Regions from separate parts of the Homo sapiens genome. Here all the other regions are linked to region 3. The links are chromatin loops, found by intact Hi-C in ENCODE. Cell type or tissue: PC-9. All regions are shown on one strand.

Region 1 (2,500 bases), 240 kb after region 3:
TTTCAGGGACACCCCTTAAGTGCTCTTCCTCTGCAGATGTAGGGTAGACCCCCCATGTCTGACAACTCTTTAGAAATAAAATTGCGAAGAAGTTATCACTTTCCAAAGGGCGGGGGAAGGACAAGTGAGAGACGTTAAGAGAACCGACGCGCTTTGTCCTCTGAAATACCTCATATTTACTTTTGACAAAAGAAGTAAATAGAAGCAAAACTGAGATTCAGAAGAAACTCTTTCTACTGCTTGCACAGGTTAAGTTTCTCAAAGACCCCGGAGAAAAGAAGCGGGCTGGAGGCTCACCTTCCATGTCGCTGCCGGGCCGGGCTGGAGCTGCCGCTGTGGCTACTCGGCCTCTCCACGTGCTCCTGCCGTCGCCTGGACTCAGCGCGCAGCTGGCGGGAGATTCCCGGCGCGGGGAGTCCCCGGGATCCGGCAGCCGCGTCGGCGCAGACTGAAAAGGGCAGGAGCCGGCGACCTGCCGGTGCGCGGGGTTACAGCGGCGCTGGCTGGCGGCGGCTTTAAAGGACGCTGGCCGCGGAGTGCCGCGGGTTCCGCGCCTCCAGCCCCCTTTCGAATGTCAAACCCAAGGAACCCCGACAGGATGGAAATGTCGCATCACTAAATTGTCTCAAAATGTCTATTTTAGAAGGATAATGGATGAGAAAAGTGACATCACACGGAGGGTCGGGGGTCAGCCTTGCTTTCTTGGCAAGCTGAAGTTCAAAGACGTTTATCTTAAATTGAGGAAGATCTGGAACTTTTTGTCTAGATTCAGTGATAACAGCCGTGGAAAGTATCAATGAGAACCCCCTTCTTTCAAAGTATTTTTTTTTCCTTCCTCACTTTTTCATTTCACATGGTAAAAGTTTTTGGTCCAAGTTTTCAGACAGTTGGAAAGGATTTTGGCACTTCTATCAATTCAACTTTTTAATTTTTGGAAGCATTTATCTCACTTTTGTTTTCCCTCTGGGAACTGCTTGATTTATTTGCCACCACTCACGCAATACTACCCACTCTATATAAATAGAGGGAGTGTTTTATAGAGTGTGTTTATTTTCTCCCAGCCTGCCTTCTTCTAAATACACACCTTACAAAAATACATATATGATGTACCAGAAAATTAAGCAAAGAAAGTAGAGCTAAGGGTGGAAGGTGGGGGCAGTAAGATTGTAAAATTAACTTAAAGATGTTAGTATACAGATATGTATCAGTCAACATCTTCTCCCAACACCCTCCCTACTGTCCAGAGGTAAAGCACACATTTGACTGCAGAGAGAGGAAAGGGGAAGTGACCACAAAACTGTTTTTCAAAGCAGAACTTTTCTTCACATTGAGGTCTAAGGGACATTGTTCAGGTGAGCCCTTCTAAAGATATCCAGCGTGTGGGACAATATACGAATGAGTCTCAAAAGGCCACTGTCACCGCTATTAGAAAATTATATTAGTGCATACAAATATATTTGAGACTTAAGGCTGAGGGTTTGTGCATCAGCTGTCCATATCAGAAGAAACCCACACTTACAAGTTAAAGTATACATGCTGTAATTTTATGAATTGTAGCTTTAAACAATAGTATGTCGTTGGTATAGGCAGTCTATGTGATGTGTGTATATATATTCAAGTGGGTGAAAAACTACACTGGCTTTAAGCACCACAGTAGCATCTCTATAACTGTATGAGTTGGGAGTTCTGCAGGATGTCAATTTTGGAGAAATACTCTAAACACTAGGTCTAATTTTAGTACTGAAAGGGGAAATTTGTTGTTTGTTAGTTTCTAAAAGCAAAAATAGCACATCAAAAGTAGCAGAAGAGGAACTGTAAAATTTCACAGGGATGGTATGAGGATGAAAAGTTATTTGGTTATGAAAAAGTTGTAGGCCAGGCGCAGTGGCTCACGCCTGTAATCCCAGCACTTTGGGAGGCCAAGGCAGGTGGATCACGAGGTCAGGAGTTCGAGACCAGCCTGGCCAACATGGCAAAATACTGTCTCTACTAAAAATACAAAAATTAGCTGGGCGTGGTGGCGCATGCCTCTAATCCTAGCTACTCAGGAGGCTGAGGCAGGAGAATCGCTTGAACCCAGCAGGCAGAGGTTGCAGTGAGCCGAGATCTTGCCACTGAACTCCAGCCTGGGCAACAGAGTGAGACTTCGTCTCAAAAAAAAAAAAAAAAAGTTGTAAGGAAACTTTATGATTTTCCATTACAATGTTCTTCTGTATATTTGACAGTGGAACGTGTTAGTACTCTGTAAATAGTTCAATACTGAGTATTTCGGACTCCCGAGAGTGATACCTAAGGGGATTAAAAGTGAATTGGTAAAATAACTTATGTAGCTACTCCACCTTCAAGGAGATGCAGCATAAATCCCCACTCTTTAAGTGTGGGTGCACAAAGTGACTTCCTTCCGAAGAGTATAGTATGAAAGCAGGGGAATAAGTTGACAGTGGAGAAACCTGACAAACAGTACCTCAGCCAGCAGACCAAGGTTAACATCAAGTGATAA
Region 2 (2,500 bases), 74 kb before region 3:
CAGGTAGCCTTTCTTCTGGGGGCTAGAAATCTGAAGCCACAGATGTGCATTCTTCCTAGTTGCTTGCTATCCTGGGAGAGTACTAGGATTTTTTTTTTTTTTTTTTTTTTTGAGACGGAGTTTCGCTTTTGTTGCCCAAGCTGGAGTGCAATGGCACGATCTTGGCTCACTGCAACCTCTGCCTCCCGGATTCAAGCTATACTCCTGCCTCAGCCTCCTGAGTAGCTGGGATTACAGGCATGCGCCACTATGCCAGGCTAATTTTTGTATTTTTATTAGAGATGGGGTTTCTCCATGATGATGAGGCTGGTCTCGAACTCCCGACCTCAGGTGATCCGCCTGCCTTGGCCTCCCAAAGTGCTGGGATTACAGGTGTGAGCCACTGCGCCTGGCCTACCTGGATCTTTTGAGCGAATGGTTTTATGTGTGCATTTGTTTTTAATAATATCCAGACTGTTCCGAAAGGAAAGATGATTTATCTAGTGTCTATTTCCCAGGACCAGGATCTTAGGCTCTGAGAATCTGTCCATACTCATTCCCAGATGCCTCCAGGAAGTGGAGAATAGATGGCCATAAAGCAGAATCAACTACTAGGTGTTACTGTCTTGAGCTCAGGTGTCAGCTCTCCTCTGGGGGCTGTTGAGAGTTGCAGGGTCAGGTGTGGGCAGAGCATCTCCCTGCATCCTGGGCATAGGAGGTGACATCAGCTTATCCTCTTGACCCTAGGCCTCCTCTCTCTGCAGTGCCTCTCTCATCCCTGCAATCCAGACAGCACATGCAGCAGCTCAAGTAAGTGCCACCTCTGGGTAAGGTGCTCCCTCTCCTGGTAGGCATATGGGTTGAGTTAGAGGTGAAGCAGGTGGGCTGAGGTAGACAGAGGGATAGAGCAAGTGTTAGCAAGAAACGTCCCTGGATGTAGTCAAGCAGTAAGTATGCATGGGGTACCTTGAGCACCAGCATTTATAACTTATCTTCATGTCTTCTGTCTACCAGGTTATCTGATCACACAGAACAGGCCTGCCAGTTGGGCAGCTGCAGTCATGGTTTCTGCCACACGAGGGCGCTGCTGGCCAATTAAAACTCATGCCCCTTAGCAGACAGTTTGGGGATGAGGGCACCCTTTCTCCAAAACAGGGGTCAGAAACTCTGGGGCTCTCTGGGCCCCAGAGAGCATGGGCCCAAAAAGTGAGACAAATATTTGGTACCACTTGTTCTTCCTTGAAAATGGCCTGAGACCCCTAAACACTTTGCTCTAGTGGCCTGACATCTCAATGTGCTTCCAGCTGAACTTGGGAAGCCCCCTCTTTCCAGGCACTTAACACCTTGCACAGGTGCATCTCTCCCTTAAGGTGTAGCAGGTTCCAGCTGTATGCCCCGTTGTCCCCCTGCCTTAATGGCAGTCACTTTCCGACCCAGATGGTGGAGGTGCCTGTGGTTTTTAGGGGGAAAAAATCTCTTATAATTGTTCTAAGAAAAGTGTTTTGTTAGTGAGAAAGTGTTAGGGGTGACTGAAGCCTGGGAGAGTTAGTCTCCCCGTCACCTACTCCAGCACAAACCTATAGAATTCAAGATGGTCTAGTGGATGTTTGCAGCCTCAGTGGCTGGAATACACCCCAGGACATTCCAGGGCCCTGAGCCAAAAATGGTGTCAGAAAGCTGGATAGGAGTGTGGGCTGCTTTGGGCCATGAGCCTCATACCCACCCTGTATCAGGCAGTGTTTCTGCTAGGGGTGCCAAATGGCCCTGGGGCCTCTATGGGACTGAGGACTCCACAATTGACCCTCCATCTCCATGAAGCCCTTCCAGGCTGAACAGGCTAAGGGACATGACAGAGGTTCTCCTCCTCCTTCCTACCCCCATGCCTGAGGGCCCCTCCCCAGGAGGACAGCTTGATTAAACAGTCGGTGCTGCTGGAATTACTGCACAGCTGGCGCTCCCCCCAGCACCCCGAGCAGAGCAGCAGTGCAGATTAAAATCTCCAATTAGCGTTAAAGTGAAGTGAGGAGGTGCTGAGGCTGCCAAGGAGGCCAGACGGGGGCCCTGGGTTGGCAAAACCCCCACTCTTGCCTGGATTCTGAGTGTCACCCTTAGTCACCCCTACTTTCCCAGCTCCTCTCCCAACAGCTTTCAGTGCCCATTAGTTTTGTATCGCTTGGGGCCAGAGGGCTTTGCAGAGGGGTGGAAGGGGGCAAATGCCTTACCTAAAATGCTAGGGACACCGTAAGTATGGAGGAGGAGAGCGGTCAGTGCTCATCAAGGGAGATACCCTATTCACTGCCTGCCAGGCAGCCAGGCCAAGGTGACTTCACGCTACAGCTCTGCTTCTTCTTTTTGCTTGAAGAAAAGATAAACAGGACGGGTCCTTTCAGGTCCTTTACCTATGAAGTGCTAGGGGACATGGTGCCCACATGAACATCTCTCTCTGCATATTTTATCCTATCTGACCCATCTGCTCCCACCGAAGTTATGGCTCCTTCCTCCCTCTCTCCATTCTTCTCTC
Region 3 (2,500 bases):
CCGCAGTTCACATGGCCCCTCCCCATGTGAATTTTCATGGTGCTGTTTATATGCTAGCAGAAGCTGGGCAAAGTGAGTATTCAGGTGGCCCTGATCCCTCCACACTGGAGCCTCAGGACGGGTGGGCACTGGGAGCTCCAGAACAGGATGCTATCCCAGCATCTCTTGCCCCCTGCCAGCCCACCCTTGAGAGCACAGCAGGGTCAGGGAGTCAGTCTATTAGCATCTGTCAGGGGGACCACCCTGAGACAGAACACTGGGATTCCCATGATCTCAGGGTCCCCTTACCTCCTGGTGGCTCAGGGGGACTTCCCCAGGGAATCTGGACACCCTCATTTCCCCAAAACTAGAGAAACCTTTGACACCCACCTTCTGGACCTGAAAGTCGGGTGGGATATGGGGGTTGTGGGACTTAGGGAGGGATGGCCCTTGGGCTGCAGCCCATTAGGAAAGAAAACCCATCCCTGTCTCAGCACTCCACTGAAGACCAGAGAATCGGGGTTCATCAGGGTCCACACCCCTGCCCCCACCCACCTGCCCTGCAAGATGCCCAGTTTCTGGGTGAATGGGAGCAAGTTGGAGAGGTTGGGGGAAGAAGGCAGGAAGGGCAGGCTGGCGGCTCTGAGCTTCTCCATGCAGCCCCCGGGGCCGGGTGCCTGGGCAGGAGGACGGGGCAGAGCAGCTGCTGGCGATTTATTAAGCAGTCACGGAAAAATTGGTTTATAAATTAACAGCTGTTTTAACTTTAGGGCCTCTTCTTCAGGGAATGGAAGCAGCCGACTGGACCGGGATTGGAGTGTGTGTAAGGCTGGTGGAGGGAGTGGGAGGCGGGGGGCTCCGGCAGCTGGCATTCTTCGGGGGCAGCCTCAGCTGGCACCTCGGGGGGCACCAGGCAGTGGCCAGAGCAGGGGGTCTCCAGGTGCCGGGGACTGAGGCTACCCCTGCTGTGGGCTGCAGCTTGCTCTCTTCTCAACTTCCCAGCTCCCACCTGGGGGCGCCAGAGGGCACATATACTGCTGTACTCGTTTGTGCCACCAGAGGGCAGCCTCCGCACATCGATCTCTACTGCTTCCGAGAACTGTCCAAACCGGCGGGACTGAGAGAGAGAAACCTGGTCCAGGGCAGAGAAAGAGAGGAGCCCACTGCAGTGCGTGCAAGCGATCTTCCACGCGTCCATCCTGAATGTGTTAAAAGCAGCAGTTAAAGAGGGAGGGCTCTGGAGTTGGACTGTTTGCGTTTGAACCCAGACTCTGGGCAAAAGCTGCTGAACCTCTCTGAATCTAATAGCCTCATCTGTGAATTGGAAGGATACTAGCGAGGATTAAATGAGAGTGCATAGGAAGGGCCTAGCCCCGGTGCCCAGCACAGAGGCTCCATATGTGTCACCGTTGTCAATTTCTGACTCATGTATTCATCTATTCATTCACTTCTCAAACCATCCTCTCGGCGTCATGCAGTGCCTGCTGTATTCTGGGTACTGTGGCAGGTCGGTGATGATGTAAACAGAGATGGCGGCCAGGGACGGTGGCTCAAGCCTGTAATCCCAGGCCTTTGGGAGGCTGAGGCGGAAGGATCACTTGAGCCCAGGAGTTCGAGACCAGCCTGGGCAACAAAGTGAGACCCTGTCTCTACAAAAAACAATAATAAAAAAAACATTAGTCAGGTGTGGTGGTGCACATCTGTAGTTCCAGCTACACAGAAGGCTGAGGCAGGAGGATCGTTTGAGCCTAGGAGGTCGAGGCTGCAGTGAGCCGTGATGGCGCCACTGCACTCCAGCCTGGGCAACAGAGCAAGATCCTGTCTCCAAAAAAAAAAAAAAAAAAAAAAAAAGGTGAGAAAGACACGTATCAAAATAGTGTGCTAAGAGTTACGATACACCCAATGAGGGGAGAAGGGAGATTGACTTGGATGGGGCAAAAACGAACGTTCTGGGGTGACAGAAACATTATATATCTGTATTGTGGTGGTCAAATGCTATATAAATTTCCAAAAACTCATTGAAATGTATATTTAACACTTTATTGTAGGCAAACTGTAACTCAACAAAGCTGATTTGAAAAAAAGCACCTAAGCACCCAATGTGAATTTACTGAATGGGCAAAGGGATGGACGATGGGTGAATGAATGAATGAGTGCATGTGTAAATGAGTGTCTCAGATGGTTGTCCACCTGTCTTGGTGCCACCACTGCTCCTACTGAGGGTGTCCTTGCCCTCTCCTCTCGGGTACACGGGTTTCCCCAGAGAGGTGGGTCTTGGAATTCCTCTTCCTCCCGCGTCCCCCCTTCTCCCTTCCCCCAAGGGCAGGGAAAGACACCCCAGTGCTCCCAGCCAGCACTCCCCGGCTCCTCTAAGGGTGTTTCCTGGGACTTCCGGGGCCTCCCTTCCAGCTGCCACATGCCAACCCAGCCGGCTCCGGCTCAGCTCTGTGGTGCCAAGGTCACGGGTGTGATGCCCAACTCCAGACCCACAGTGCCTGCAGCAGCCACCCAAACCCTGGCC

The links. Peaks named below come from ENCODE experiments on the same cell type or tissue, not always from the same donor. Only the 100,000 strongest peaks of a DNase experiment are listed, where the experiment ranks them.
Region 1: a loop joins it to region 3, with 11 times the contacts of the local background. A loop is called at or near these places in 18 of 110 quality-filtered maps.
Region 2: a loop joins it to region 3, with 9 times the contacts of the local background. A loop is called at or near these places in 90 of 110 quality-filtered maps.

What each region holds. Positions count from the first base shown.
Region 1 is chr17:39,863,823-39,866,322 of GRCh38, forward strand. It overlaps IKZF3 (IKAROS family zinc finger 3), which reads right to left and starts at 490. Exons shown (of 8, transcript NM_012481.5): 1 at 298-490. The coding sequence starts at 304. RefSeq lists enhancers at 112-231, 242-331, 1,059-1,128, 1,189-1,248. In PC-9, no CTCF peak of the experiment used is centred here; no DNase peak of the experiment used is centred here; H3K4me3 peaks cover 765 bases; H3K27me3 peaks cover 1,900 bases.
Region 2 is chr17:39,547,042-39,549,541 of GRCh38, forward strand. It overlaps a transcript of CDK12 not described here. Among named protein-coding and RNA genes, the nearest start is that of NEUROD2, 60 kb to the right of the region's middle. In PC-9, CTCF peaks have their summits at 1,012 (motif pointing right) and 1,215; a DNase peak (open chromatin) is centred at 770.
Region 3 is chr17:39,621,095-39,623,594 of GRCh38, forward strand. LOC124903997 (a long non-coding RNA gene) reads left to right here and starts at 748. Exons shown (of 2, transcript XR_007065748.1): 1 at 748-802; 2 at 982-2,066. RefSeq lists an enhancer at 1,298-1,587. In PC-9, CTCF peaks have their summits at 984 (motif pointing right) and 1,184; DNase peaks (open chromatin) are centred at 1,047 and 2,467.